2 separate regions of the Homo sapiens genome follow, and region 1 is linked to region 2. A link is an interaction called in ENCODE POLR2A ChIA-PET data of the cell type or tissue named here. Cell type or tissue: A673. All regions are shown on one strand. Links, peaks and the distances in the headings refer to the core of each region. The heading gives the core; the rest is flanking DNA. Region 1 overlaps SPATA13 (spermatogenesis associated 13). Region 2 overlaps PARP4 (poly(ADP-ribose) polymerase family member 4).

Evidence for each region. ChIA-PET counts read pairs that join two places held together with the same protein. Peaks named below come from ENCODE experiments on the same cell type or tissue, not always from the same donor. Only the 100,000 strongest peaks of a DNase experiment are listed, where the experiment ranks them.
Region 1: POLR2A ChIA-PET joins it to region 2 with 5 read pairs; 3 of 35 experiments call an interaction of 5 or more read pairs at or near these places.

What each region holds. Positions count from the first base shown.
Region 1 is chr13:24,282,747-24,298,447 of GRCh38, forward strand. It overlaps SPATA13 (spermatogenesis associated 13), which reads left to right. Exons shown (of 13, transcript NM_001166271.3): 5 at 1,389-1,525; 6 at 3,468-3,647; 7 at 4,019-4,204; 8 at 6,253-6,432; 9 at 7,906-8,138; 10 at 11,993-12,122; 11 at 14,617-14,989. Among named protein-coding and RNA genes, the nearest start is that of C1QTNF9, 19 kb to the right of the region's middle. In A673, for the core only: no CTCF peak of the experiment used is centred there; DNase peaks (open chromatin) are centred at 9,945 and 11,175; H3K4me3 peaks cover 1,783 bases; H3K27ac peaks cover 3,306 bases.
Region 2 is chr13:24,410,108-24,425,808 of GRCh38, forward strand. It overlaps PARP4 (poly(ADP-ribose) polymerase family member 4), which reads right to left. Exons shown (of 34, transcript NM_006437.4): 34 at 10,824-11,207. The coding sequence ends at 11,012. Among named protein-coding and RNA genes, the nearest start is that of LINC00566, 87 kb to the left of the region's middle. RefSeq lists an enhancer at 9,506-10,011. In A673, for the core only: no CTCF peak of the experiment used is centred there; no DNase peak of the experiment used is centred there.

The DNA.
Region 1 (15,701 bases), core at 6,997-11,996, 130 kb before region 2:
GAGTTCCAGCTACTTGTCAAGGATGCTAAAAGTTTCACCTGCATTCTGTGGCCTGATTCTTCAAAAAGAAGGACATGAAGCTCAGAGAAATGCAGTCACTTGATTTAGGTCCCATGCCCACAGAAGGGCAGGACCAGAATTCAGACGAGACTCTGTGACCCTAAAACCTCTTCTCTTTCTGTCATATGAGGGGACTCTACTTAGGTCCTGTGGCTTCCTTTCTCCAAACCCTGGAACAGCAGCCCAGGATGAACTCTAGCCTGTGAGACCCTTCTGTGTGCCCCCGATCTTTGCAGTCTTGTCTTTCATGAGATGTGCAGGGAGTCTGTGGAGCATGTGCTTCGAATCAAGCCACCTGTGATTTGCAATCGGGCCATCGCACTGTTCTGAGTCGCCTGCTCCTCTTCCAGGAAGCCTTTCCCTGACTGGGGAGGATCCCTTCCTCTTTAAAATCCTGCCACTTGCTTCAGACTCTCCCTATTATATTTCCACTTCCTGGCTGCAGTCATCAGAATTCGGGTTTTATTGCATCCCCTTAAAGACAAGGGTCATCTGTTGTATAGCTTTCTGTCCCCAGCACCTGACAGTCATTCCGTTGGAAAAAATACTGATAGATTGCTTCTTGGACTTTTGGCTAAGATCAAGTAGAGAAACAGTGATGGAGACATCCCTGAACTTGCACAGGAGGACTGAGGCCATGAGTCTGAAAGAAGAGACTGCTCAGTGACAGATTGTTGGCTTTGCCAAGGGTGGCTCATTTTCCCAAGAAAGAAAATCTGACTAGCAGGGTGGCCAATCTAAAAAGCTGCACCATCCTTAAAAGATCTTTCTCTCTCTTTTCTGGTAAAAGTACTATATAATTCCTCATTCTCATATTTTGAGTTCCAAGCCTTTCAAATATGTACAGAGAGTAAGAATGATGGCACTTTTCTACTCAAGACACTGTTGGGATGTACTGGTTTTAGTAATACTGTTGCCTTGCAGATAAAGGATGGAAGCAGAATATTGGATCATCTTTTTCATCTTTTTTACCTCCTCAGCTTTCCAGCACATTGCTTGGCAGCATTGTTATCTATATTTATGTTGTTAATATCCAGTTTGGAGCACAGACTTCCAACTAAATTACACATAATATCCTGATGGTCTTCACTCTGCAAATGGTATTGTGTTGGCAATACACTCTTTAACATTCCACCTCTCACTTAATGTCACACTTAACTGCAGCTCTTAACTTTGGAGTAATGTAGACATTTTCTAATAGTTTCTTATTCTGAGTAAGATGCAGATGATTACCTTCCCTTGGGAGTATGTTACCAAATTTTTTCATCATATGAAAAAATCTTGTTAGCTGTGTCTTTTAAATCATGCCTTTGTTTTGTATGTTTTAGTTTCTTCAGATGGAGGTACTGAGCCCTCTGCCTTAGTGGATGACAACGGTAGTGAGGAGGACTTCAGCTATGAAGACCTCTGCCAGGCCAGCCCTCGGTACCTGCAGCCCGGCGGGGAGCAGCTGGCCATCAATGAGGTACTGGAATTCCACACGACAGTAGTGGATACGGGATACCTGATTTTCAGGGTCCACAACCACTTCTGACTTTGTTCCCTAGTTCTTCTTTACTAAGCATGTCCGAAAACCTGGAACTCTGATTAAAACAACACTGTGATTCACTTTGGAAGGCCAAGGCAGGTGGATCATTAGTGGTCAAGAGTTTAAGACCCGCCTGGCCAACATAGTGAAACCCTGTCTCTACTAAAAATACAAAAAAATTAGGTAGGCATGATGGTGCGCACCTGTAAACCCAGCTACTTGGGAGGCTGAGGCAGGGAGAATTGCTTGAAGCTGGGAGGCGGAGGTTGCAGTGAGCTGAGAGCACACCACTGCACTCCAGCCTGGGCGACAGAGCGAGACTCCATCTCAAAAATAAAGAAAGAACAACACTGTGATTCTCTGACCTCGTCCAGGAAAATATATGGGATTAAGCTTTCTGGGTAGAGGCAGCTCGTCTTTTTAGGTAAGGAACAGCAGCTCCCCATCAGTGTTCGGCCAGTGCTTTCCACTTGATAAAGAATACCCTCCCCTCCACTATCTCATGTAATTCTCACAACTGATCTAAGAAGCGGACATTATGGTTATTATCCACATTTTCATCAACGCTCTAAGGAAAGATGTCTAATTACTGGCTGGCGAATGGCAGAGCTGGAGGCACCCATGTATTTCTCCCTCCAAATCTGGTGTTCCTTTGGCCACCCTGCAGCTTTAGCTTTTTTTTTAGGAAATCATTCTGGAAGATACCTCCAGCTTTTGGCATTCTTGAGCAGAACGTGTGGAGCATAACTCCTTAGTGAGTCAGCGTCTTTACTGAGATGGCCAGTGATGTGTATCGTTGGGCGCTAAGGAGATGGGCAAAATCACCTGCTCCCGTGGCCAGGGGATGGAGGAGCCACATCTGTTCCTGACTTTTTAATTGTTAACGATCTCAAGATCATGCTATGTTCTCTTCAATTGCTGTAAAGTGTAAAGTTAGATGCAAAACTTACTCGAATTGTGAATAAAGTATGAATGATCCACACTGGAGGGAGATGTGAGGGACTTCCAATAGCATATGTGCATAACTTTAGTAGGCTTGGCTCTGTGACATCTAGTACGGCTGCCAGAAACCATTTTTGGAGCAAATATTTCAGAATTCAAGTTTGCTAGATAACTGACCTGCTGCTAAGTGAGCAGCTAGTACTTTTTTAAAAAGGGGCCTGCCTGCCTGCCTGCCTTCCTCCCTCCCTCCCTCCCTTTTTTCTTGCATTTTGCTCTTGTTGCCCAGGCTGGAGTGCAGTGATGTAATCTCGGCTCACTGCACCTCCGCCTTCCAGGTTCAAGCAATTCTCCTGCCTCAGCCTCCCAAGTAGCTGGGATTACAGACATGTGCCACCACATCTGGCTTTTTTTTTTTTTTTTTTGAGACAGAGTTTTGCTCTTGTTCCCAGACTGGAGTGCAATGGCACGATCTCCGCTCACTGCAACCTCCACCACCTGAGTTCAAGTGATTCTCCAGCCTCAGCCTCCCGAGTAGCTGGGATTACAGGAGCCCACCACCACGCCTGGCTAATTTTTGTATTTTTAGTAGAGATGGGGTTTCACCATCTTGGTTGGGCTGGTCTTGAATTCTTGACCTCAGGTGATCCACCCGCCTTGGCCTCCCAAAGTGCTGGGATTACAGGTGTGAGTCACCACGCCCAGTTTAAGCGCTTTCTTTAAAAGCAGGTAGAGATGTCCTCCTGACTTTGTTTTTTCTTAGTCTGTTCTCCTGGGTTCTCTTTGTGTAACCAGTCACATAGTCAGTGTGGACCAAATGCCACCAGCATATCCAAGTGAGAGGATACCAGTGTCACCCTGAGAGAGTGCACCTAGTGGCTCCCTCACCATCCCGCCCACTCGTGCTCTATGCTGAGCGCACCCCACTGTCTCCTTTCAGCTGATCAGTGATGGCAACGTGGTCTGCGCAGAAGCCCTGTGGGACCATGTGACCATGGATGACCAGGAACTGGGCTTCAAAGCCGGGGATGTCATCCAGGTTCTGGAAGCCTCCAACAAGGACTGGTGGTGGGGCCGCAGTGAAGATAAGGAAGCCTGGTTCCCCGCGAGCTTCGTCAGAGTAAGTGTGGGGTGCTTGCAGCTTTTCCAAAGTACCTGGGGGAGCTGCAGGATCCTTTCAGGTCAGAACTCGCCTTTTATCAGGTCAGCTCTTTTGTAATTGATATCTGACATGCAAGTCACACCTGTAAGAAATTAGGCTGGGTCGGAGCAAAAATGTTAAAGGCAGGCAAGCGAGTTGCTCGGTGTTTCTCTGTGGTCCTCGTGCCTGCTGGCATAGCCGCAGCCCTGCTGAGGCCATGAGACTCAGGCGAGGGCCAGGCTGCCTTCCTAACAGGTCACAGGAAAGTAGGAACCTGGGAGGTCTCCTGCCTCTGCTCCATGCTGCCCTCCCCTGCCCCAAGTCACCTGTCCCCTGTATGTGGGTTGCAGTTGCGAGTGAATCAGGAAGAGCTGTCGGAAAACTCCAGCAGCACCCCCAGTGAGGAGCAGGACGAGGAGGCCAGCCAGAGCCGCCACAGACACTGTGAGAACAAGCAGCAGATGCGGACCAACGTCATCCGGGAGATCATGGACACCGAGCGGGTGTACATCAAACACCTCAGGGACATCTGTGAGGTGGGACGCCAGGCTGGGACCTCACTGAGGGTCACAGTATGAGGCTGCATGAGGTGCCTGGGCTTTCTCCCCACCTCCACCCCCCGCCCCCCCATCAGGCTCCCACATGTATGCTCATTTCTCCGCCTCTGCTGTCTGCACTGCTAAGTCTGAGTGCTGCGGCTGTCCTAGCTGTTGGTGGAGGTTTTTTAGAGTCAGGGTCTCTTTTCAGAGACAAGGCTTTTCTTAGAGATAGGGTCTTGCTCTGTCATGCAGACTGGAGTACAGTGGCGTGGTCATAGCTCACTGCAGCCTCAAACTCCTGGGCTTTAAGCAGTCCTCCCTCCTCAGCCCCCCGAGTAGCTAGGGCTACAGGCATGCATCACCACACCCAGCTAATTTTCTAAATTTTATATAGAGATAGGGTCTCACTGCGTTGCCGAGGCTGGTCACGAACTCATGGACTGAAGCACTTTTCCTGCCTTGATTTCTCAAAGTGCTGGGATTAGAGGCGTGAGCCAGTGTGCCCGGCCCCTCTCTTAAGTGCACTCTGCAACTATCTCTATCAGGACCTAATTCCTGAGATTATTTGAAAAGAATGGCTTTCATAGAAGGCAACACCCTCACTTGATTTTACAAAGAGTCAAAGGTTTGTCACTATCTGCAACCCCGCTGCATCTAATCACCAACTGACAGATGAGATCCTGAGTCATTTAGACACAGATGGGAAAAAATGCTGGTTTTATATTGGTCATATGAAAGGCTATATTCTATTGTCATGCTATTCTACTTGGCAACAAATTTTATTTTATAGTTTTATCCTGATTTCAGAGAACTTGTCATTAGTAGAGGTGCACCTGAAAGGTTTTGTCTTCCTGTGGTATTTTGTGCTTCTATGGATTGTGTACGAGCATCACACTACACTGCTGTTCGCCCTGTCTGCTCATTACGGCTCTCCTAGCTGTAAATGCTGATATCTGCACTATCAGTTCAACGCTGACCATTCAGTGCTGAAGACAGGTTGAAGTCAGAGAACTGCCCGTTCTCTAATCGGATTAGCCAGCTGTGTGGACATGCCAGTGTTTAGCTTCTTTGTGCCAGCCATCTCGTTCTGTATGAGTGTGTGGCGAAAGAAGCAGGTCTGCAGTGCCATTTAGGGAAATAAGAGGAAGTGCCCATGATTATTGAGCATTGACTGTTTGTCACCCCTCACCTGGATTAACTCAGCTACCACAGCATTCCCCCTGAGCAGGTCCTGTTAGCCCCCATTGCAGATGGGGAAACAAAGGCACAGAGAAGTTAAGTGGTGGGATTGGATTTAAACCCAGGCAGTCTGCCCCAGAACCTATCCTTTTCTGAACTATTACATTATATTGTTTTCCTGTTAAAATTCATACCAAGTAGTCATTGGTATGTGTTTTACTCCATGGTCAGTTTATTCTACTGAATGTCATGATAACTCTTTTTGAGTTAGCTGTTACATGTATGTACAGCCTTTTCTTCTTATCCCACTAGCTCCTACCTAAGCCATAGTATAGCCATGGTGTTGCACATAGATAATTAGTGCAAGCCTCAGATTAAAGACCCACAGATTGATGCTGTCCATAGAAAGGCGGTGCTGGTGGAATCCTTGGGTAAGAGGAATCCTTGCCCTGATGAACAGTGCACAGAGCTGCATGGGCTATTCAGCAAGCAGTGACATTCTGCATTTGACAAGTCTCCTGGGCTGTGAAATGGAATTAGGGTTGGGAGAATGATTACCTGAAGAGTTTGGAAAAACACGTGACGACACCAATTTTTGAGCTCTGGTATTTGAAACTTGTTTCTGGAAACATTATATGGTTTATTGGATCCTAAATCCAACCGCATGAGCCTTTTTGCTTTCTTTTTATTTTAAAACACCTATGGCAAATTGCAGTCATGGAAGTACGATGACCTCATCAGAGACTCATAGAGTCTTTTTAATTAAAATTCATTCCAAGTTCATGGCTTTAGGCCTACAAAAGCTGTACTATTCAAATAATTTATTTGGATTTCCAAATAAAAAGTATTACTTCTGTATTTTGCAGGGCTATATCCGACAGTGCCGCAAGCACACAGGAATGTTCACCGTTGCGCAGCTAGCCACTATTTTTGGAAACATTGAAGATATTTACAAATTCCAAAGAAAGTTTCTGAAAGACCTTGAGAAACAGTACAACAAAGAGGAACCTCACTTAAGTGAAATAGGATCTTGCTTTCTTCAAAATGTGCGTCACCCTTTACTTCATTATTAATAACATCTGCTTACATAATTTTGAAGTGCATCTCCACAGAAAACAGGAGTCTCTTTTGTTTTATTGTTTGTTTGCTAGATGAATCTTCCATAGAAAGGAGATGTTTCTTCTATCTTATATGCTTATCATATAAACAAAATCTGTATAGTTAATCTTGTCTAAATGTCCCAAATTCATTTTTTCAAAATCCTTTTATGTAGTCTGGAATTAGGGGGTTACATTTGGAGTAATTACTTTTTAAAAATTTCTAAGGGTTATGCCATAAGAACTATGGAGTCCTTCCTAATAATATCCAGGAAGTGTCTATTACATTTCAGGCACTGTTTCCAGGGTTTTCTTATATTAGCTTGTGTATTGCTATGAGGTAGATATGATTATCTCTCACTTTCTAGATGAGGAAACTAAGGCCCAGAGAGTAAGTAACCCAAGACCACATACCAGTAAGAGGCATCTGTGAAGGCAGACCCGGGCATGCGGCTCCAGGACGCATGGTTGTGATACTGTAACTGCCTCAGAACCTTCCTGTGATAACATGCATTTATCATTTTTTAACTTATGATTGACTATTACTACTTAACCGCTAAAGGATTTCAGAGGAAGATTTTAGTCCCAGCCCAAATAGCTAGGGAACAGTAAGAGTAATAATAATAACAATGACAGCCTCACCACACCTTCACTTCCTGGGTGCTGGGCTCAGTAGCTGTCTAGAGTCCTCTGGGGCAGATAGATTTTAAGTGGCTGGGCATAATGTTTTTGTGTTAAGTTAGTCAGCTGGAGGCTGGGCCCCATGTGTGACGTGGGCATATCTGGGACATTGTCACAGGCCTCCTTGTGTGGCCTGTGCAGAAGGTTCCTGCAGGAGCCAGCTTAGGACAGGCTGGAGGCCAGGTGGTGGCATGAGGAAGGTAAGTCTCACAGTGAGGACAGGGGAGTACTGCTGCCACCAGGGAAGGGGTCTTGGCGGGCCCAGCCAGGGTGACGGCAGAGAATTGGGAAGAGAGGTATGTTGAAATGGGCATTTTTGAGGAAAACCTGACAAGACTAGTTGTAAACCACAAAGAATAAGCAACGATTAAAACTGCATACATGGTTTTCAGCGAGTTGAAAAAATTTGTGGGAGGGGGACGTTAGAGGCCCTGCTCCCCACCTTCCAGGATGAGCGTGAGGCAGGCTAGAAAGAGACCAGGGTGCTGAGTTCCAGGGCAGCCTCATCCCCAACCCCCTCAGGAGCCTGCTGAAGCACCCCTTCTCGCCGGCCAGATAACGCTTGCGGAAACCATGGCAGGGCAGCTTGGGTGCCAGCGGATTTCATGCCCTGTCCTTCTTGCAGTAGTCCATCTTCCTCCTTTCTAGGAGTGTCCCTTAGAGAGGGCTGGGATGATGCCTGTCTTTGTCATGTCCCAGAGGCACCCCAGAAGCTGACGAAGCTGTACTTTTCCTTCCCAGCAAGAGGGCTTTGCCATCTATTCCGAGTACTGCAACAACCACCCGGGCGCCTGCCTGGAGCTCGCCAACCTCATGAAGCAGGGCAAGTACAGACATTTCTTTGAAGCCTGCCGCCTGCTGCAGCAGATGATTGACATCGCCATCGACGGGTTCCTGCTCACACCAGTGCAGAAGATCTGCAAATACCCGCTGCAGCTGGCCGAGCTGCTCAAGTATACCACACAGGAACACGGGTGAGGGGCATGGGTAAGGGGCACAGGTGAGAGCACTGCTGCCATTACCCGTAGGCAGCTCTTAACTCCAGGCAGTGATAGGTGGGCTTCAGTGTCAGCCTTAACACTTTGGGAGCTCCATGGGAGAAGTTTTCAGGTTGTTTAGAATGTGTGCAATTAACTATTGAAATAGAGTGGTTGAAGAGCCTCCAGGATATCCAGTCCTAGAGCTATGAAGACACAAGGGCCATTCGTGAGCTGTGCCACGAGTGCATGGCGGCTTTTGTTGTATTGTTATGTTGCTTACCTGTATTTTATAAACATGTCTTTGAGTACTCAGTAGTTAGTAAAGACGGTTTCTGAGGGAAACAGACCAGTGTGAATGGAAAGCCATAACTCTGGTTCTCTCCTGTACCCTTGAGGTTGACGTACAGCAGCTCGGCTCAGAGCAGGATTCTTTATGGCAGAAACATTACTTACTAGTGGCTTACCTAAAGTTACTTGTTGTTAAGCAGTCTCTATTTAGCAACCCCTTCTCTATTTAGAAGGGGTGAGGGCACACACAAGCTTGAACTGTAAAAGGGTGTGGATTGTCAGGGGTGCAAACCCATATGGGGCAGCTGAGAAGACCAGGGCATTGGGCACCTGCTGGGCCCTGAGCCGTTCCCTACCCACCGGGGTGCCGACTCTCTGGTCTTCTCCCTGTTCCCTCCTGCTGGGAGCACAGGGCTTCCTTCCATGCTTACCTGAATGCTGCATCTCCCTTCGAGCTTCCTTGGTGCCTGACTAAGCTCTTCTTGTTACTCACACTTCTGTTGTTTGGATCTCGGCTTCTCCTGAACAACAAGCAACAAAATACACTCTCTCTCTGTCTTTATTTTTTTATTTTTTTATTTTTTTTTTTGAGACGGAGTCTCGTTCTGTCGCCCAGGCCGGACTGCGGACTGCAGTGGCGCAATCTCGGCTCACTGCAAGCTCCGCTTCCCGGGTTCACGCCATTCTCCTGCCTCAGCCTCCCGAGTAGCTGGGACTACAGGCGCCCGCCACCGCGCCCGGCTAATTTTTTGTATTTTTAGTAGAGACGGGGTTTCACCTTGTTAGCCAGGATGGTCTCGATCTCCTGACCTCATGATCCACCCGCCTCGGCCTCCCAAAGTGCTGGGATTACAGGCGTGAGCCACCGCGCCCGGCCTCTCTCTGTCTTTATTATCTGCCTTGGTTGTTTCTGGATTCTTCTCACGCCCTTGTTCCCTAGCTATATGATCTCTTCTGGGGGAGCCAAAAGTTACCCTTTGTTTCCTTAATAGCCAACCATCATTTCGTGCATGCACAGAAGCCTTTGTGTGGTTATACATTAGGCATGTCACCCATTCAGCATTGGAATGTGCATGCCCATTTTCCATGCCATGGGAAAATGTCATCACAGCACAGCCCAGCTGTTGGGTACCTCAAGGTAGCAGTGCTTGGCTAATTCTGAGTTCTCACCTGGCCAGCAGGGACAGGATAGTCATAGGGCAACTGCTATGTGCCAGGCTCCAAGCCAGGCTACCCAGGGGCGCAGGGGTCTAGGCTAAAGCTGACTCTTTTAGATGAGAATCGAAACAGGGTCCATGCCCCTGACACAAAGTCTTTAACTGCACCTGCAGCTCTGGAGAGGGTCATCTCAAAGGGTCCTAATGAGAAGAGGAAGAGGGAAGGGATTGTACCAGGAGGAAATTTCTATGGCAAACCACAACAGTTCTGGGTTTCAGCAGCTAAATATCTTCCTGCAGGGAGTGGAGAGTGAATCATTATTTTGTCCTCTCTGCCTCTGAACTCCTGTGGAGAGACAGACTTAAAAAAGGAAACTTCTGGCCGGGCGCCATGGCTCACGTCTGTAATCCCACCATTTTGGGAGGCCGAAACGGGTGGATCACATGAGGTCAGGAGTTTGAGACCAGCCTGGCCAAATGGTGAAATCCCATCTCTACTAAAATGCAAAAATTAGCTGGGCATGGTGGCGGGCACCTGTAATCCTAGCTAATTGGGAGGCTGAGGCACGAAAATCGCTTGAACCCAGGAGGCGGAGGTTGCAATGAGCCGAGATCGCACCATTGCACTCCAGCCTGGGTGACAGAGTGAGACTTTGTCTCAAAAAAAAAAAAAAAAAAAAAAAAAAAGGCGAGGGTGTGGGGAGAGCCTTCTTACAATTAGATTGGAAAGTAAAGAATAAGAGCAGATCACTGAACAATAGACACTAGATATGGGTGTTAGCTAAAGAGTTAGGACTAAAGGAATTAGAAAAAGGAGTTCATTGAAATAGATAAAAGAAGAGAGAGCTATATATTTTTTTCTTTTTCTGATGGAGAAATCAGAAAAGTTCAGTGGAAAAAAAAAAACAGGGAAGTCAAGAGAGCCACAAAATTGAAGAAAAAAAATTATAGTTGTAAATACCTTCTACAGATTTTCAAAGACACTTTTAAGAAAATGTCCTGATGGCATGATGAGGAGTCAGAGCCAAAGACAATTAATAAGAAAATTAAGAAGCAAAGACTTCTTGAAAGACGTGGGCAGGCAGCTTAGTACATTCCGAGATGGGAAAGCTGGGTCCAGAAGTCCACACCTCACTCTTCAGTAGTTGATTTTCTTCCTTTAAGGGCATTTTTCACCAAGAGCATTTGCAGATTTTGGTTTTTTCAAAATAAAAATTAGTTGACATGACAGAAAGTCCATTTCCTTGTCTTAAGTAAAACAAAGCAAAAATTCTTTTAAAAAAACCATTACAATTTAGTTTTGTCCAGAAAAACTTATTTTGCGACCCTTTCTTCATTGCTGGAGGCCTCTTTGGGGGCTCTGTGCCCATTATTTTGGCAGTCCCTGGTGTCATTCTTGCTCCTGCTCTCTGCGCCACTTCTGGGTGTGAATGGGCGTCTCTGAAGACAGCAGGGTCTGCTTGGTGGGCAGTGTCTGGGGACTTCACAGGAGCTGGGATGAATTGTGTTTGGTAAATAGACAATAGAATCTGCTTTCAAGGCTTTCCCATGGCTGCGCAGGAGGATTCTAATTCATTCCAGCTGTGATGGAGTGGCCCTGTCTGTGCTGTAAGTTGCCACGGGAAAGCGGAAAATATAGCTCATTAGCTGGATGGTTGGTCTCCATGGCCCCGCATTATTAACGCTGAGCAAAACCTGAATGGGAAGCTTGCAGATACTGGACATGCTCTGTGCTAGCCTGTGTGTAGATTAAAACTGTAGTTTCTGCTTTTCCGGTGCCTACAGTTTTAGCGGGCTTGGGAGCGGGGCCCTCCTGGGGAGAACATTTTAGCTTGACGTGACTGTGGTGGACGGAAAGCACCAGAAAGGAAGATCTGTTGGTGAGGCGAATGCCATACTGGCATTTCCGTAACTCACCACTTCAGGTGCCTGTCCTCTCCTGTCCTTTCCCGAACAGCATAAAAGATGAAGACTCAGAGCAAATAGTCACTGTTGAAAATGGTTAGTGATTTTTAAAGTACTTTATGTAGCAAGAGTGGTTATATGAGAATCAGAGCCATAATAAAGACTGTTCTTTCTGTATTAATGAAAGTCACCCATTGTCACCGTGACTAAAACTTACTTATTTGTGGCATTTACTGTCATTCATTGTAATTTCTGGGAAATGAGTGAAAACATTTTTATTCCAAAGAATTCTGAATTGCACTGGGTCAGCTCCCTTAATCTATGGCAGACTGTAGTCTATTCACAAGGGAACAAGAAAAAGGGAAACAGTGGCTAATGACGTAAATGTCACTTTGTCTAGAGCATTCGTATACGAAGAAGCGCCCCAGTGGATTATTTTGCCAGTCCTCATTTGTAAGGTGCATGTTATGTGATTAAAATTAACCTCCCATCTTGCAGTGATTACAGCAACATAAAGGCAGCATATGAGGCCATGAAGAATGTGGCCTGTCTGATCAACGAGCGCAAGCGCAAGCTGGAGAGCATCGACAAGATAGCTCGCTGGCAGGTGTCTATCGTGGGCTGGGAGGTAAGTGGAAAGCACCCCACATGATCCCATGCCACTCGCCCTTCCCGCACCTTTGATCTGGTGCAGATGCACTTTAATATCCTGTGGTCAATATCTTATATTCTTGGCTTTAATGGTACATATACCATTAATGGTAAATGTATTTCGAGGCATACTGTTGAATTTAACAGTCGACTACTTTATACCCCACTCCCATAAGAAATAAAATCTGAAGAGTATCTGCAGTTAATTTATTGCTGAGCCTCTCTCTCTCCTCGTAGAGGGAGTACCGTGGGAACAGTAGAGGGCATTTCAGTTGCAGCCACATAACATAGTAGTAGAAGTATGGGGGACTCTGGAGTCCCTGCCCACATGTGAATCCTGTATGATCTGGCCAAGATTAATTTTTTTATCTTATAAATTGGGGAGGAAAATATTACCTACCTCATAGGCTACCGTGAGCATTTTATAAAACAGTACAGGCCAGGCACAGTGGCTCACACCTGTAATCCCAGCACTTTGGGAGGCCAAAGTGTGAGAATCGCTTGAGCCCAGGAGTTTGAGACTAGCCTGGGCAACATGGCAAGACCCCATCTCTACAAAAAGTAAAAAAAATCAGCCAGGCATGGTGGCATACACATGTATTCCTGGCTACTCGGGAGGCTGAGTTGAAAGGATCACTTGAGCCTAGGAGGTTGAGGCTGCAGTGAGCCGTGATCGTGCCCCTGCACTCTAGTCTGGGTGACAGAGCAAGACTCCGTCTCAAAAAAAAAAGGAAAGACCACAAATACAATGCCTGTAATAATGGTCCAACAAATTCTCACTCTCTCTCTCTCTCTCTCTCTCTCTCTCTGTATTCATAAAAACAGTGACAATAGCACCTGTATGTGTTTACCACATGTCTGAATGGCACTGATCTGAGCCATTTGTACATATATGAACTCATTTAATCCTCTACACCATCCTATGAAGTAAGCACTATTATTATACCCATTTAACAGATGGGAAAACTGAAGCACAGAAAGGTTAAATAACTTGCCCAAGACCACACAGCTCAAAAGTAGCAGAGCTGGATTCAAACCCAAGCAGGCACCCTGGCTTCAAAGTCCGTGCTGGTGATCACTGTGCTCTACCGCCATTAAATTAAGAACAACAAGCAGATGCCATTCAGATTGTTTTTAGACCAAGCTACATTGATTTTACATCTATTAATTGGTCAGAACTCACTCTCCCAGAGGACTGAGAAAGTTTGGAGCAAGAAGTTAGGTTTTTAACTGAAATAGGCTATAGGTGGTGAAAATTGGAGAGAAACACATACATTTCAAGGGCCTTATAGACTTCTGGAGTTTGGGCAGGATCTCTGAGAACACTGAGTCCAACTCTTTTATTTCATCAGTGAAGAATCTAGGGCACGGAATTGCTCTGAGCAAGTAAATAGAAGAACTATTTTGGAGTCAGGCTCTTTTGCCTCCAAAAAATATTGTGTGTGACTGGGATTAAGGGAGAATCAAATCTTATTTAACAAAGGCCATTGTCATACCAAATACCATAAAGTAACATTGGATTAGATTCAACCTAAATATAATAAAAGTGTGTTTTTCTTTTTGATTTTGGACGCTGACATTTAGGGGATAATTTGTCAGAAGTTAATTTCTTGCTGACAATTTATCGTCTGGCCTTTTGTTTCTATGACCCTGAACAAGTTGCAATTCCAGGGAGCTGCCATATACTCAACGCAAATAATGTCAGGTCCATAATCACGATACTGTGTCCCCTGCATGAATGCTTTCTCCCATGTAAGCCTGCGTGCTCTCACTCTTGGAGGCTCCGTTTGGGTCAGCTGCTGTTTCAGATCTTGACTGGGTTCCATTAATTCAGCATGCCTCTTACCAGAGGCTTCAGGCTAGGAAGACCCCTCAGCTAACACAGAGGCACTGTCACATTTTTCTAGTAAGCAGGAAAAAAAAAAGAAAAGGAAGAAATTTCAGGCACCAGGAGACCAATAAATCCAGGTTTATTACAAATAACCTTTGAGGCCCTGCCCACCTGTGAATGGGGACAGGTGGTAGGCAGCCTCAGGTACCTAGAAAGTCTGAGAAAGATTCTGTGTTAGGAGTCTCTTCCATATCCTAACACCTGAAGGAATCCAAATTGGGAGTTTGTTTTTGTTGTTGTTGTTGTTTGTTTGTTTGTTGTTGTTGTTGTTTAGAGAGAAGGGTCTTGCTCTGCCCCTCAGGCTGGAGTGTACTGGCGTGATCACCATTCACTACAGCCTCAAACTCCTGGGCTCAGGGGATCCTCCCGCTTCAGCCTCCTAAGTAGCTAGGACTACAGGTGTGTGCCACCATGCCTGGCTAATTTTTAAAATTTTATGTGGAGATGGGGTCTTGCTGTGTTGCCCAGGCTGGTCTCAAACTCTTGGCCTCAACGATCCTCCCACCTTGGCTTCTTAAGTAGCTAGGACTACAGCTGTGGTAGAATTGGAAGGTCTTAAGATGTGTTTTCATCCTTCCAGGGACTGGATATCTTAGACCGAAGCTCAGAATTGATTCATTCTGGGGAGCTGACCAAAATCACTAAGCAAGGCAAAAGCCAGCAGCGGACGTTCTTCCTGTTTGACCACCAGCTGGTGTCCTGCAAGAAGGACCTGCTGCGCAGGGACATGCTGTACTACAAGGGCCGGCTGGACATGGATGAGATGGAGCTTGTGGACCTGGGGGATGGGCGCGACAAGGACTGCAACCTCAGCGTGAAAAATGCCTTCAAGCTCGTCAGTAGGACCACAGACGAGGTTTATTTGTTTTGTGCCAAAAAACAAGAAGACAAGGCGAGGTGGCTGCAGGCCTGTGCAGATGAAAGGAGGCGGGTGCAAGAGGACAAGGAGATGGGTGAGCAGCCCTTGGCTCTGCAGGCACCTGTGCCTCTGCTTGCTGTAATAGCTTCATTCTCCACTCCCATGGGCCTGCTCTGCCCAGCCTTCTCCCTCAGAGCTGAATCCCACCATGGGGAAAGGACAAGGGATCTGCAAACCCTAAATACTTCTGAATGCACTTACAAGACAGACCATGTCAGATGTAGTTACTACCGGCAACATTTATTCAGTATTTACCTTGTGCCAGACATTCTGTGGCCCATTTATAGAGATTGTCTCATTGAATCCCTATGAAGTGGTTGCTGTTATTATACCCAATTTACAGATGAGAAAATTGAGGCTTATGGAACTGGCCCACTCTTGCACTGTGGCCACATAACATTTAAATCCAGCACTTTGGATGCCACATGCAGGGTATGAAGAATAAATAATAAAACCAGTTCAGTGTGACCCCAGAGATGGAACCCCACTATGGTGACCATCACCCAGGCTATCAGAAGTATCACGTGATTCTGGAGGCCTCCCCTTTGGCTGTGCCTGTGCAATACCTTCAGTGTTCTTCACTGCCACAGTTGATCCACACCCAGCAGCCTGCCCTCATGCTTCCCATCTCTCCCTATGAAACTCAGGATGCCGCATCGTCCATTGCAGTTAAGGCGATGGTACTTCACACCCAGTGTTACATTTGTACTTCTTTGGTTTGTCTTCCCAGCTTCTGCTGACCTGGA
Region 2 (15,701 bases), core at 6,275-11,274:
GAGGCTGAGGCAGAGGAATCGCTTGAACCTGGGAGGCAGAGGTTGCAGTGAGCCGAGATCGCACCATTGCACTCCAGCCTGAGCAACAAGAACAAAACTCCATCTAAAAAAATAATAAAGTAAAAACCAACATCTCCACAGTCCCCCCAGCCCCCGGTAACCACCATTCTACTCTCTGCTTCTATGAATATGATTTTTTAAAATTCCACAAATAAGTGAGTCATGCAGTATTTTTCTTTCTATGCCTGGCTTATTTCACTTAGCATAATATTCTCCAGGTTCATCCATATTATCACGTGACAGGATATCCTCTAAGGCTGAATTGTATGCCTTTATTTATAGATAGCACATATTCTTTATCCATTCATCCACTGATGACATTTAGATTGACTCCATAGCTTGGGTATTATGAATAATGCTGCAGTGAACACGGGAGTGCAGATTTCATTTCCTTTGGATATATACCCAGAAGTGGACTCTCCAAATCATATGGTAGTTCTATTTTTGGTTTTTTGAGGAATCTCAGTGCTGTTTTCCACAATAACTACTAATTTACATTCACACCAACAGTGTACAAGGGGGATCCCTTTTCTCTTCATCCTCACCAACTCTTCTCTTGTCTTTTTGTTAGTGACCATCCTAACAGGTGTGAGGATATCTCTTTGTGGTTTTAATTTGCTTTTCCCTGATGATTAACGAAGTTTAGCATTTTCTCATATACCTCTTGGCCATTTGTATGTCTTCTGTTGGGAAATATCTTTTCAGGTTCTTGGCCCATTTTCCAGAGAAGTAACTTGTTCTCTTGCTATTGTGTTGTTTGATTTCCTTTTTAAAAATAATCTATTAACCTATTGTTGAATGTATGCTTTGTAGATATTTTCTCCCATTCTGTAGGTTGTCTCCTCACTCTATAAATGTTTCCTTTGCTGTGCAAAAGTGTTTTAGTTTGATAAAGTATCATTTGTCTGCTTTTTCTTTTGTTGCCTATGCTTTTCAGTCATATCCAAAAATACCTTGGCCCAGACCAATGTCAAGAAGATTTTCACCTATGTTTTCTTCTAGTAGTTTTCCTATTTCAGCTTTCACAGTTAAGCGTTTACTTTGAGTAGACTTTTGTATATTGGGTGAGATAGGTTGCAATTTCATTCTTCCGCAAGTGGATATTCAGTTTCCCCAGTACTGTTTATTGAAGAGACTGTCCTTTCCCCATCTTGGATTCTTGGCACCTTTGTACTCAGCTGAGTATAAATGCATGGACTTATTCTGGGCTTTCTATTCTGTTCCATTGGTCTAGATGTCTGTTTTTGTTCCAGTAATATTTAAGGTTGTTCTTAAACTTTGTGAGAACCTTTTAGATTAAGTGAGCCAACAGAGATGCTATTTCAAAAATTATACTGGAATTTTTGTAGTGTAATGATACAAAGAAGTTGACATTGGTGGGGTTAAAATGGGGGAAAAAGCCATTGTAAATCCAACCAATTTAAGTTCAATTAGGTTTTCTCTCATTCAGGTTTAGGCTTTAAATAATCATCTAAGCATATTTCACAAATTTTGACAAACACAAATAATTACATTTTTAGTGGGCTCTAAATCAATTTTTATATCAAATTCCAGGAAAACATAGCACTGTAAACTGACTTACATAATTCAGTAAAATCAAGTTTTAGTCTTATTGACTAGTTTCAAGTCCATTAGTTAATACACAGGTTCTGTGTTTAGCTGTATATTAGTTAATATACAGGTTCTGTGTTTAGCTCTACAGGTTGGAATATTGTGTATAAACTGGCAATTTACAATACCATAGTTAAATTAAGAATATAGAGGTTGAATCCTTTGAAATTGCCAGTTTTTAACCATCTTTTGCTTTAAAAATGGCCATTTCACATTGCCCAACCTAAAATGTTATTATTCAAGAAGTTAGCATCAGTTTTCTATTAACTAATGCTAATTCCTTGCTTGAAGGAAAACATTCATTTCAAATTTGATTTTTTTCTTTTTTGCTGAGAGGGGGTTTACATTATTCTGTGTTCACATAATATTTTGATGATTTTGTTAAAGGTTGTTTAGAGGGCTAATATTCAGCTGGTATGTACCAGAGCAGCCTCTTTTTTATGTGTTCATTCATATTAGTCTTGCTGTCTTCTGGTTGGTTGCTGCCTGCAGGTTATCATGATGGTAAAAATATTTTATATTGATTTATAGGAGTTCTTTAAAGAATCTGAATGTCAATTTTTCTTAGTATTGCAATTATATTCTCCCCACATGTTGCCTTTTAAATTTGATTGTGATTTATTTTGTTGTACAAAAGTTTGTAAATTTTTGTTTTGTTTTGAGACATGATCTCGCTCTGTCACTCAGGCTGGAGTGCAGTGGCACGATCTCGGCTCATTGCAGCCTGAACCTCCCAGGGCTCAAGCGATCCTCCCATCTCAGCCCCTCTGAGTAAGTGGGACTACAGGCGAGCGTCACCATGCCTGGCTAATTTTTGTATTTTTTATAGAGACAGGGTCTCACTGTGTTTCCCAGACTGGTCTCGAACTCCTGGACTCAAGTACTCAAGTGATCCACCAACCTCGGCTTCCCAAAGTGCTGGGATTACAGGCATGAGCCTTCATGTCTGGAGAGAAGTTTGTAATTTTGAATGTAGTAAAATTTGTTCATCTATGTGTGTGTATGTATTTCATGCTTTTCTGTCATGTTTATGAAATTCACCCTTATACTGATGTAGTAAAGATATTCCACATTTCTTAAAAAATATTCAAGTTCCATTTTTAGTATTTGGGTCTTTAATCTAACTGGAAGTTGGGGGGGAAGTATTTTTTTTCATATGGATAGCCAATTGTCCTAACACCATCAATTGCATGCTAATTTGTTCTCCATTAATTTGTAGTCCCTCTCAGTAATATACCAAGTTCCTATAAATATTCAAAACTGTTTCTAAGTTCTCTCTACCACACTTTTGTAATTATTGTAGCTTTATAATATAGTTTGATAAAGGCAGAATTGTCTTGCTCTTCTTGGAACTTTATTATGACATTCAATTTTAAAATCATTTTGTGAAGTGCCATAATAAAACACTTGTAGGATTTTTATTGGAACTACATTGAATTTATAGATTAACTTGAGAGAACTGACAACTTTGCGATATTGAGTTGTACATGTGAACCATCTTGTTCATTCTTTAATAATATTTTATACTTTTTTATCATGTCTTTGCACATCTTTTCAAAAATTCATTCCTACACAAATTGTGACTGAAAATGGAATCTCTTTTTTTCTATTACATTTGAGTTGTTTCCAATTTTTACTGTGAGAAATAATGCTGCTTTTTTTTTTTTTTTGAGATAAAGTGTCCCTTTGTCACCCAGGCTGGAGTGCAGTGGCACCATCTCAGTTCATTGCAACCTCTGCCTCCTGGGTTCAAGCAATTCTCATGCCTGAGCCTCCTGAGTAGCTGGGATTACAGGCGTCCACCACCACACCCAGCTAATTTTGTATTTTTAGTAGAGATGAGGTTTTGCCATGTAGTCCAGGCTGGTCTCGAACTCCTGACCTCAAGTGATGCGCCTGCCTCTGCCTCCCATAGTGCTGGGATTACAGGCATGAGCCACCCGGCGCAGCCCAATAATACTGCTTTTAAAAATACACGTTTCTTGTTGCACCTGTGGCCACATTTTTGTTGAGTGTATACCTCAGACTAAAATTGTTCTGTCTTAGGGTAATGAATCTTGAACTTTACTTGATAATGTCACCTGTTTTCTAAAACAGTTGTACCAATTTTTACTCCACTGGTATTGTACACTTCAAGCATTCCATATCTTCCCCAATATTTGCAGTTCTGAGTATTTTTATTTTTAGCCTTTGGGTGTTTGTGTGATGGCATCTTATGGTGGTGATCATTTGCATTTCTATAATTACGAATAAGATTGAGGAAGTTTTCTTAAGATTATTAAGTATTTGGATATCCTTTATGTAAAGTAACTTTTTAATTTTCTTAACCATTTTTCTCCTGGATTATTCATCTTTTTTCTCCTGATTGTAGGAGTTCTTTATGTATTCTGATTTCAGTTTTGTTATTGGTCATAAATGTATTTCAAGAAAGCTTTTCTGCTCTGTGATTTGCCTTTTCTCTCTCTCAGGAGTATCTTCTGGTTAACAGAAGTTCTTAGTTGTCTTACCATCATAGGTATCATGCTTTCCCTTTATAAAGTTTGTATTTTTGTGTCCTGATTAAGACAATTCTCCTTGAGTTTAAAGGACATTTTACTACTATATTTTCTTCTAGAAGGTTCATTCCTTTTAAAATTGATTTATGTGTGCGATGTGAGGAAGGCATCAGGTTTCATCTTTTTCCATGTATGGCTATCCAGTCATTCCAGCACACTGGTTGAGAAGATTTTCATTTCTTTACTACCCTGAAGAACATGAATCTGTTTCTGACCTTTCTATTCTGTTCATTGATTTTTCATCTTTGTGCCAATAGCACAACTATTTTACTGTTGCTTTCTAATACGTCCTCATTTCCAGTCATGTGAGTATAATCATCTTTTTCTTTTTCTTCACAATTGTTTGGGTGTTTTAGGTCACCTACTTTTCCATATAAATTTGGAAATCAACTAGTCAAATTACACACACCGGATAGAAATTTGTTTGGAATTGCATTGAATTTATAGACTGGGGAGAATTGAATCTTTACAACATTGACTCATCCCACCCATGAACAGAGGTATTCTCTCATTTAGTTAGGTCCTCTTCAGTTTCTCTTTACAATGCTTTCTCGTTTTCTGTATAGAAAGCTTGCATATTTTTGGTGAGATTTATTCCTAGATATTTGATATTTTATGGTTATTTAAATGATATCCCTTTAAAAATATTTTCTAAATGTTTTTTGTTGTTTTAAATACAGCTCATTTTATTTATTAATCTTGCAATTAGCAACTTTCCTAAACTCATTTTTTTTTTTTTGAGGTAGGGTCTCTTTCTGTCACCCAGGCTGGAGTGCAGTGGCATGATCACAGCTCACTACAGCCTCAACCTCCCTGGGCTCAGGTGATCCTCCTATATCAGCCTCTTGAGTAGCTAGGACTGCAGGCAGGTGCCACCATGCCCAGGTGATTTTTTTTATTTTTTTGTACAGATTGGGTTTCGCTATGTTGCCCAGGTTGGTCTCAAACTCCTGGGCTCAAGTGATCTGCCAGCCTCAGCCTCTGCCTCCCAAAGTGCTAGGACTGCAGGCCTGAGCCACCATGCCCAGCCTAAACTCACTTATTAGTTCTACTAATTTATCTATAGATTCTTTTGGATTTTATGGTACATGATTACATCATATAAAAATAGTAAATTGTATTTTTTCCATTTCAGTCATTTCTCTCCCCTAGCACTGGCTAGAACCTTCAGTACAGTGTAGAATTAGAAGTGGCAATAGCAGCCATCAACATATAGTTCCATTCTCCAGGGAAAGGCTTTCAACATCTCCCCAATTGCTTTACGAGTGTGTGTGTGTGTGTGTGTGTGTGTGTGTGTGTGTGAGCTACCATTTATCAGATTAAGAAATTTCTTGGCTGGGCACCATGGCTTACACCTGTAATCCCAGTACTTTCAGAGGCCCAGGATGGGCAGATCACTTGAGGCCAGGAGTTCGAGACCAGCCTGGGCAACATGGTGAAACCCTGTCTCTACTAAAAAATACAAAAATTTGCCAGGTGTGGTGGCACATGCCTGTAATCCCAGCTACTCCAGCTGAGGCATGAGATTCACTTGAACCCAGGAGGCAGAGGTTGCAGTGAGCCAAGATTGCACAGTGCTCTCCAGCGTGGATGACAGAGTGAAACTCTGTCTCAAAAAACAAAACAAACAAAAAGAAAAAAGAAATTAGTTTGCTAAGAGTTTTTTTTTTTTTAAATCATGAGTGGATGTTGAATTTTTAAAGATTTTTCTGAATCTTTGAGATGATGTGGTTAATTACATTGATTAAGTGGTAAACCAACATATTCCTGGAATAAATGTAATTTAGTTGTGCTTTATTATTTTGTTAAATAATTATTAAATAATTTTATTATTAAATTGCCAGATTCTGTTTGTTAATATTTTGTTTAGGATTTTCAAATTCATGTCATCTGGGAGAGTGGTTATAATTTTCCTTTCTCACAGTTTTTTCAAATTTTGGCTTCATAAAATGAGTTACATTTCATTTTCTCTATTTTTCTTCTCTGGGTAAATTTATGCATGCTGATTTTTTTCCTTCTTAAGTGTAAAGTGAAATTCACCAGTGAACGCACATTGGCCTAGAGTTTTCTCTGGAGAGAAGTCTTTAAATTATGGCTCAATTCCATATATAGAATGTTTTTATAATTTTATTTCTTTTGCCAATTTTGGTAGATTATAGTTTTCCCAGCATTTGTCCATTTAATCTAACTTTGCAAATGTCTTGACATCAAATTGTTCACAATATCATTTTACCATTTTAATGTCTACAGAGGTGTTCCCTTTTTTATTCCTGACATTGCTTTCTTGGTGCCTTCTCCCCTTTTTTCTTTTGATTAGTCTCACCAGGGATTTATCAATTTTACTAGTCTTTTAAAAGTACCAAATTTTTGGCCTTACTGGTGGTCTCTATTTTTTATTTCATCAATTACTATGATATTTAGTATTTTCTTCTGTAGTCCTTGGGTTAATTTGTTCTTTTCCTGACTTCTTGACATGGATAATTCTTAGAGTGTCAACCACTCTCTTTTCTATTTACCATTTAAGGCTACAAGTTTTCCTCTAAGAATTGCTTTAGCTTCATTCCATAAATTTTTATTTGTATTGTTTTTATTTTACTTAGTTCAAACTATTTTCCAATTTTGACTGTGCTTGTTTTTTTTTTTTTGACCCATGAGTTATGTAGAAGTATACTTCCTTATTTCCAAACATATGAGAATTTTGTTTTTAAATTTTTGATTTCTGATTATATTGTGTTGTGGACACAGAACATACTATGTATTTTTTTCTTTTAGTTCTTTGAAATTTGTTTAGACTTGCTTTACGGCCCAGAATATGGTCAATACTGTCAAATGTTTTCTGTACATTTGAAAAGAACATGTATTATGCATTGTTGAGAACAGTGTTCTATGTACATCTATTTGTTAATTATTTTATTTAACCCTTCTATATTCCTACTGATGTTCTACTTTTGTTTGATTGAATTTTAATAATGTAATTCTTTCCTTCTCACCCTCTATCATTACCTTCAAAGTCATATACTCATTTTCTGTTTTTAGTAATTACTGTAAAGATTTCAACCGCATCCTTGACTTAGCTATTATTTTTTGTTTATGTTGAGCCTGCATCTAGAAATCTTCCTAAACTCTCTCATTAGATTAAGGAGCTATTCTGTAGACTTACTTACTATACTGACTTTCTACACTGTTTAGGCTCTGTAGTATATTGTTAAATGGAAGCAAAGAAGAGAGGACATTTTTGTTTAATTCCAGGCTTTGAAGAAAATGCTGTCAATATTATGTCATTAATATGATGTTCCTGGTAGGTATTTGGGTAGATTCTCTTTGTTGAGTTAAGGAAGTTTCCTAGTTGTTGTTAATTTTTAAAGTCACAGGTGCAGGCTGAATTTTAGTGAATGCTTTTTCCTACACTAATTGAGATAATTGTAAGGTGTGTCTTCTTTAATTGATGAATATGATAAATTGCATTAACATAGATTTCTGATATAGGATGATTCGTATTCTTTTATTATGTTTTTTAATGGGCAAAAGACTTTTATTCTTTTTGAGCTTAGATTTTTGGTATAATTTAACTTTTAGATTTGGAAGTACATATGCAGGTTTATTGGTAATATTGTGTGATGCTGAGGTTTGGGGTGTGAGTGATCGCATCACCCATGTACTGAGCACAGGACCCAATAGTTAGTTTTTCAACCTGTGCCCTTTTCTGCTGTGCCCCCTCTAGAACTCCCCAGGGTCCATTATTGCCACCTTGATATCCATGAGCACCCATTGTTTAGCTTTCACTTATGAGTGAGAGCATATGGTATTTGGTTTTTTGTTTCTGCATTAATTTTCTCAGGATAATGACTTCCAGCTGCATCCATGATACTGCAAAGGACATAATTTCTTTTCTTTTTTCTTTTTTTTGAGATGGAGTTTCACTCTTGTTGCCCAGGCTGGAGTGCAATGGCATGATCTTGGCTCAGTGCAAACTCCACCTCCCAGGTTCAAGCGATTCTCCTGCCTCAGCCTCCCAAGTAGCTGGGATTACAAGTGCTTGCCACCATGCCTGGGTAATTTTTGTATTTTTAGTAGAGATGGAGTTTCACTATGTTGGCCAGGCTGCTCTTGAACTCCTGACCTCAGGTGACCCACCCGCCTCCGCCTCCCAAAGTGCTGGGATTATAGGCGTGAGCCACTGCGCCCAGCCGTGATTTTAATTTTTTTATGAGTGTGTAGTATTCCATGGTGTATATGTACCACATTTTCTTTATCCAGTCCACCATTGATGGGCACCTAGGTTGATTCTATGTCTTTCCTATTGTCAATGGTGCTGAGAAGAGCATACAGTGCATGTGTCCTTTTGGTAGAACTTACTTTCCTTTGGATGTATACCCAGTAATGGGATTGCAATGTCAAATGGTAGTTCTATGTTTTCATATGTTTGTTGGCCACTGGTATGTCTTCTTTTGAGATGTGTACGTTTATATCTTTTGCCCATTTTTAATGGGGTTATTTGTTTTGAAGATACAATCAATTTATGATCCTGGGAGAGCAAGAAGCAAGGAGCCAGCAAGTCTGGACACATTCCAGAGGCCACGAAGGGTTTTATGCCCTGAGCCCTGGATTCCATCCAAGCCACGAGGGGTTTTATGCCCTGGGCTTAGGTTGTAGTGCGGCAGGGCAGCCTTCCACTCTTAAGTACAGAGCTTGGTGTTCCATAGGCCACAAGAGGTTTCAAACTCTGGACCCAGGACATGTTCCAAGACTCTTTATATTATGTCAGACTAGCAAGTGTTGCCTCAGCTTTTCGCCCAACAATTGGACTGATGAGATGCTCCACTGTGCCCAAGCATCATGGGTTCTTAGAACAAGGCCCTGCACGCACCAAATATGTTCCTGTCACCACAGTCCACTAGCCCTTCAACTATAAATGTGCACAGGAGTCGCCTGGGGGCCTTGCTAAATAAAATGCAGCTTCTGATTCAATAGCCTCGAACAGGACCAGAGATTCTGCCTGTCTTGATGAGCTCCTGAGTGAGGGAGACAATGCCAGTCCACAGACTCACACTTTGAGATACAGCACCTGGGCCACTGTGTTCAAATATGCTTGATAACCTGGAACACCTATTAAATATCCAAGTTGCCAGGATTTTCTTCTGGAAATCTTGATTCAGCATGTTTTGGATGGAGCCTTGGACGTTTGGGAAAACTAGAATTTCTTTCTTTCCCTTTAGACAAAAGTCAACTACTGCTGAGGCACGGGCTTAATAAATGTTGACTAAAATATCCAACTCAACGACCAATCCTGTGTAATTTTCAAACTGTGTCAGTAACTTGCTGGGTCCAACCTCCATACCCTGGCCGTGTGACGGATGAAGAAATGCACTCAGACACAGGTATCCCATGAAACAGCAGGCTAGGGGACCGGCAGCTCCCAGACACTGAGGAGGGTGCTGTAAAGAGTCAGCAGCTGTGGCCCTGACAGGCTGGGGCTCCAGGCATTTATTCAGTACAGATTTAAGGACAAAGGTCTTAAGTAAACACCACTAGAGGGTAATTAACATTGCTGACCTCCCAAGTAGACGGCAGTCACGTGCCTGCAGATTATCAAAGGTTGATCTTAGGACCACATGAGTAAACAAGCCATTTAGATAAACTCCTCTACATTCCTATGTATCTACGCCCTGAGCTTTTAAGAGAATTCAGCTGCCTTCAGCCAAATCTTTTACTGAAGCTATGCAAACCTCCTGGCCTTCCAAGAAGTTTTGTGTCTGTTTCCTACAACTTAATTTTTATAATTTCTCCCACCACCCTGACAGATCCCCTACAAAAGATCATGTTTCTTCTCAGATTGCTCAGTCCAGCTGAGCCAGCTTTCCACTGGACTCCTGAATGTGAGAAGGACACAGGCTCCCAGGACTATCCAGAAGCATCTCTCATCACCTTAAAACTCTGAAACACCGGCTGGGTGCAGAGGCTTATGCCTGTAATCCCAACACATTCAGAGGCTGAGGTGGGAGGATCGCTTGAGGTCAGAAATTCAAGACAAGCCTAGGCAGCAGAGCAAGACCCCATCTCTACAAAAAGTACACCCCAAAATTAGCTGGGTGTGGTGGCACATGCCTGTAGTCTCAATTAATTGGGAGGCTGAGGCAGGACTATCCCTTGAGCCCAGGAGTTTGAGGCTGCAGTGAGGTATGATCGCACCACCACACTCCAGCCTGGGAGACAGATTGAGACCATCTCTAAAACAACAACAACAGGCCGGGCACAGTGGCTCACACCTGTAATCCCAGCAATTTGGGAGGCCGAGGCGGGTGGAACACCTGAGGTCAGGAGTTCGAGACCAGCCTGGGCAACCTGGTGAAATCCCATCTCTACTAAAAATATAAAAAATTAGCAGGGCATGGTGGCAGGTGCCTATAATCCTAGTTACTCGGGAGGCTGAGGCAGGAGAATTGCTTGCACCAAGGAGGCAGAGGTTGCAGTGAGCTGAGATCACGTCATTGCACTCCAGTCTGGGCAACAAGAGCAAAACTTTGTCTCAAAAAAAAAAAAAAAAAAAAAAAATACATAAAAAAATCAACAAAAAAAATGAGACACAGAAAACTGAAATATTTTAAGTTTCATTTTATTATTGCTTGTTAGTTGATTAAAGTAATTCTTCTTCCACTTAATTTTTAAAGACAGTAATTGCTACACTGAATGAAACCTTAATGAAGTTTCATTATAAGTATCTATTATCATTTGATTATTTTCTACATAGAAGCATGCAAAAAGTTTAAAATTCAGTTTCATTTGACTTAGCCTTGACTGTAATGGAGGACTCTATGAAGAGGGGACACAGTGCTTATGGGCTGGAGTCCCAGCAACTGCTTGGTGGCAGAGTCCCAGTCGTTCCCCAGTTCAAGCCGTGGGCAGATAGATGGGTACTGTCCTTCAGTTCTTCTTACCCATTCACTTGCTTGCTTTATTGCCTCAAAAGCCCAGGGAATATTCCTAGATTAAAAAAAAAAGTTTCAGATTTCAGAATATAACATGTGAAATGTAATGTGGTACTAAACCCATCACATTATATCAGACAAAATGATTCTGCCAAAAATTAAGATATTTAATAAAAGCAGTTTTCCTTGGCATCTTACGGAAGTTCTTCTGCCCGTCTGACCTTGAGCTTATGCACTGCATTGTCAAGTGCCCTGTGCCCGCCACCTCCTGGCTTCCACGTGCCTCCAGGCATCCCTGCTGCCTGCAGCACAGCTCACGTTCCAGCCGCTCTACAGTTGTTTATGGTTGTCCCCTTTCCACGCTTCTCAGTCTAAATCCTATCCATTCTTCACGCACAAACTCAAGTACTATTTCACAAATGAGGCTTCTGTTTCTCTCTCCTTCCCACTGTACTGACTTGATTAGGTACCTTCAGAATATCTGAGAGTCCCCCATGAAACTGGCATACATTCAGTTGTGTCACGTAAACCAGGAACAACTTGGTAGAATAAGCATATCGAGTCAAGTCTGTGTCCACTAAATGGTGTCAAATATTTGAGACTGTTGAATATTCAAGTCTATTCAACACTCAGAAAAATTCTGAGGTTGTTCATTAATATTAATTAGCTACTTCCTCATTTGTTCTGTCATCTGCTAGAACTTGTTAGTGAACAAGGGGCAACATATACCAAAGTTCTTCAGAAAATTCTATGGGGAAACTTAATATTTTGAAAATTCTCTCCCTGTTCCTGAATTTTCCCTGTGAACTGGGAAAGGGCCGTCAGTATAGCGTGGTGGTTAAGAGCTGGGTTTGAGTCCTGACTCTGCAATCACATGATATTGGCCATGTGATACTGTGTGGCTTTCATTCAACACTGGGAATCTCAGTTTCCTCAATTATGAGAATAACCTGAGGTCCTATGGGTTTGTGGTGGAAATCAACAAAGCTTACAAACTTAACATGCTTACTAGTCCCTAGTGCACAGTAGGCACTCAATAAATGTTCGCTGAATGTCATGATACTAAATCATGATGAACATACTAAATAAGAAGCATGCCCAAAGTGGTTAAAAGACCAATGTTTCCTAGTAAATATTCATCTACTGATAGTTACTAACTGCTGAAAACAACAAAACTGGCTTTGAATATTTTTACTGATTGGCCTCTACACTTTTTGGTTCACATTCCGCTAGCAAGAAAATCTTGTGCCTACACCCCCATATAATGTGCTCTTGCATCAATGTTATGTACATCCTGAAATAGAAAATATAGAACAAAGTTTCAAATATGCAATAAACAGGAAATAAAAAATATTTAATTTTTTTTTTTAGATGGAGTCTCACTGTGTCGCCAGGCTGGAGTGCAGGGACACGATCTCGGTTCACTGCAACCTCTGACTCCTTGGTTCAAGTGATTCTCCTGCCTCAGCCTCCTGTGTAGCTGGGATTACAGACACGTGCCACCACACCCAGCTAGTTTTTGTATTTTTAGTAGAGACGGGGTTTCACCATCTTGGCCAGGATGGTCTCAATCTCTTAACCTTGTGATCTGTCCGCCTCAACCTCCCAAAGTGCTGGAATTACAGCTGTGAGTCACCGTGTCTGGCCTAAAATTGTTTGTCTTATGTACTCAAGTGCCAACAAACCATTTTGCTAGCACAGTAGCAGTAATGGAGTAAGAGCAATATGCTGGAATATACTTGATCAATTTTGAAAATCTTTACTTTATGATATTACAGTTCAAAAGCAGGTTCAAAGTTTATACTTGTTTTAACAGCTATAATATTAATAATTGGCAATGATCTAAATAGAATAAATGCGTCTTTGGATGTGCCTATTAAGTCAATACTAATTTTTTAGTCCCACCTCCTAGCTGTTCAAAGTGTTTTTTCTTTGATATTTATTTAATTAATCCTCTTGGCAAGTGGCACTGGTTTATTTTAAAATAAAATACAAAAAATAGGCTAGTGTAGTGGCTCACTCCTGTAATCCCAGAACTTTGAGAGGCCAATGCAGGCAGATCACTTGAGGCCAGAGTTCGAGACCAGCCTGGCCAACATGGCGAAACCTCATCTCTACCACAAATATAAAAATTAGCTGTGCACACCTCTAATTCCAGCTACTCAGGAGGCTGAGGCACGAGAATTGCTTGAAACTGGGAGGTGGAGGTTGCAGTGAGCCGAGATCGTGCCACTGCACGCCAGCCTGGGTGACAGAACGAGATCTGGCCTCAAAAAATAAATAAATAAATAAAAACAAAACAAAAAAAAAGAAAACTCCCAAAATAGAAAAACAAAATAAATTCTCATCTTTCTTGGCAAACTAATGAGAAGGTATTGCTTTTTAAAAAATGGAAGTATAAATTACATATAGTAAATTATGATTTTCTTTTTTTTTCAGACAGGGTCTCGCTTTGTTGCCCAGGCTGGAGTGCAGTGGCACGATCACAACTCACTGCAGCCTCAACCTCCTGGGCTCAAGCAATCCCCCCGACCTCAGCTTCCTGAGTAGTCACACACTACCACACTCGGGTAATTTTAAATTTTTTTGTGGAGACAGGGTCTTGCTATGTGGTCAAGGCTGGTCTTGAACTCCTGGATGCAATCCTCCTGCCTTGGCCTCCCAAAGTGCTGGGATTACAGGTGTGAGCCACCGTGCCCAGCAATGCCTGGGTAATTACAAAAAGTTTTTTGTAGAGATGGCAGTCTCATTGGTTACCTAGGCTGGTCTTAAACTTCTGGGCTTGATCTTGGTGGGCTCAAGTGACCCTCCCGTCTCAGCCTCCTAAAGTGCTTGGATTATAGGCATGAGCCAATTTGCCTAGCCCAGAACTTCCTGAACACCTGTTTTGTGTTTGAGAACTTTTTCTTAATCATGACACTTAAAAAATAATTATCAATATTTCTTTAATATCATAAAATATCCAGGTAGTGTTTAATTTTTCCTATCTCATTTTTTTAAATGCAGTGGGTTTTGTTTGTATCAGGACCTAAACAAGGTCTACCCTTGCTTTTGGTTGATATGTCTCTAAAGGTTTATTTACAGGTTCTGCTCCTCAACCTTTTTTTTCTATTGCCATTTATTTTTCTCTTGCCATTTATTTCCCCACATTCCAGACTTCGCTGACTGCATTTCCATGGTGTCAAGTAACATGTTCCTCTATTCTCTGATCTAATTCAAGTTTAGAAATCAAGGGGTTTTGTTTAACTTCTTTGATTTTATACATATTAGTTTCTAACAATATTAATATCTACCTTCCAAAATAACAAATCAAAAGTATTATTAACACCATGACTACTCCCAGTGAGATTTCTTTGTAATATTTTTTAATCCTTAGGTACTATCCCACTAGAGAGATATAGTCAAATTATGTACTTTTTTTTTTTTTTTTGAGACGGAGTCTCACTCTGTCACCCAGGCTGGAGTGCAGTGGCACGATCTTGACTCACTGCAAGCTCTGCCTCCCAGGTTCACGCCATTCTCCTGCCTCAGCCTCCCCAGTACCTGGGACTACAGGCACCCGCCATCACACCTGGCGAATTTTTTTTTTTTTTTGTATTTTTTTTAGTAGAGACAGGGTTTCACCATGTTAGCCAAGATGGTCTCGATCTCCCAACCTCGTGATCTGCCCACCTCGGCCTCCCAAAGTGCTGGGATTACAGGCGTGAGCCACCGCGCCCGGCCAGTACTATGTTTTAAATTCACCTTAAATTAATTCCCAGGATGGGCACAGTGGTTCATGTCTGTAATCCCAGCACTTCAGGAGGCTGACGCGGGAGGATTGCTTGAGTTCAGGAGTTCCAGACCTGCCTGGGTAACATGGCAAAGCCCCTTCTTTACAAAAATACCAAAATTAGCAGGGCGTGGTGGTGCACACCTGTAGTCCCAGTTACTCAGGAGGCTGAGGTGGGAGGATGGCTTGAGCCCAGGAGGCGGAGGTTGCAGTGAGCTGAGATTGCACCACTGCACTCCAGCCTGGGCGATAGAGCCAGACTTTGTCTCAATAAATAAATAAATAAATATCAATCTTATGCATTATTATGTAAAATATTTACACAGTTCCAAAGTCAAAACTGCAAAACAAAGCACACTAGGAGAAACCTAGCTTCTATCTTTGTCCCCTCTATCAAATCCCCGTAGCAATAATATTATTAGTTTGATTAGTTTTCCCCTTATCTTGCCTTTAAAAGAACATAAGCCAATTACATGTGTATGTATATGTGTATATGTGTATGCATGTGTGCATGTGTGTGTGTGTGTGTGTGTGTGTGTATATCTATATCTATATCTATATCTATATCTATATCTATATATCTCAGAGGGATCCTACTCTGGTCTTGACCCTCTTGCCATGGGGTGGGGGGTCTGTAGGGACAAGAGAATATGCCCACCCCAGAGCCCATATCCTCCTTTTTAGACCCTGCAACTCCAGCATCCCTGACCACATGGCCCTGAGTCCACTTCCAGGGTCTTCCCTGGTCTGTCATCCTGAGTTTGAACAGTGTTGCCA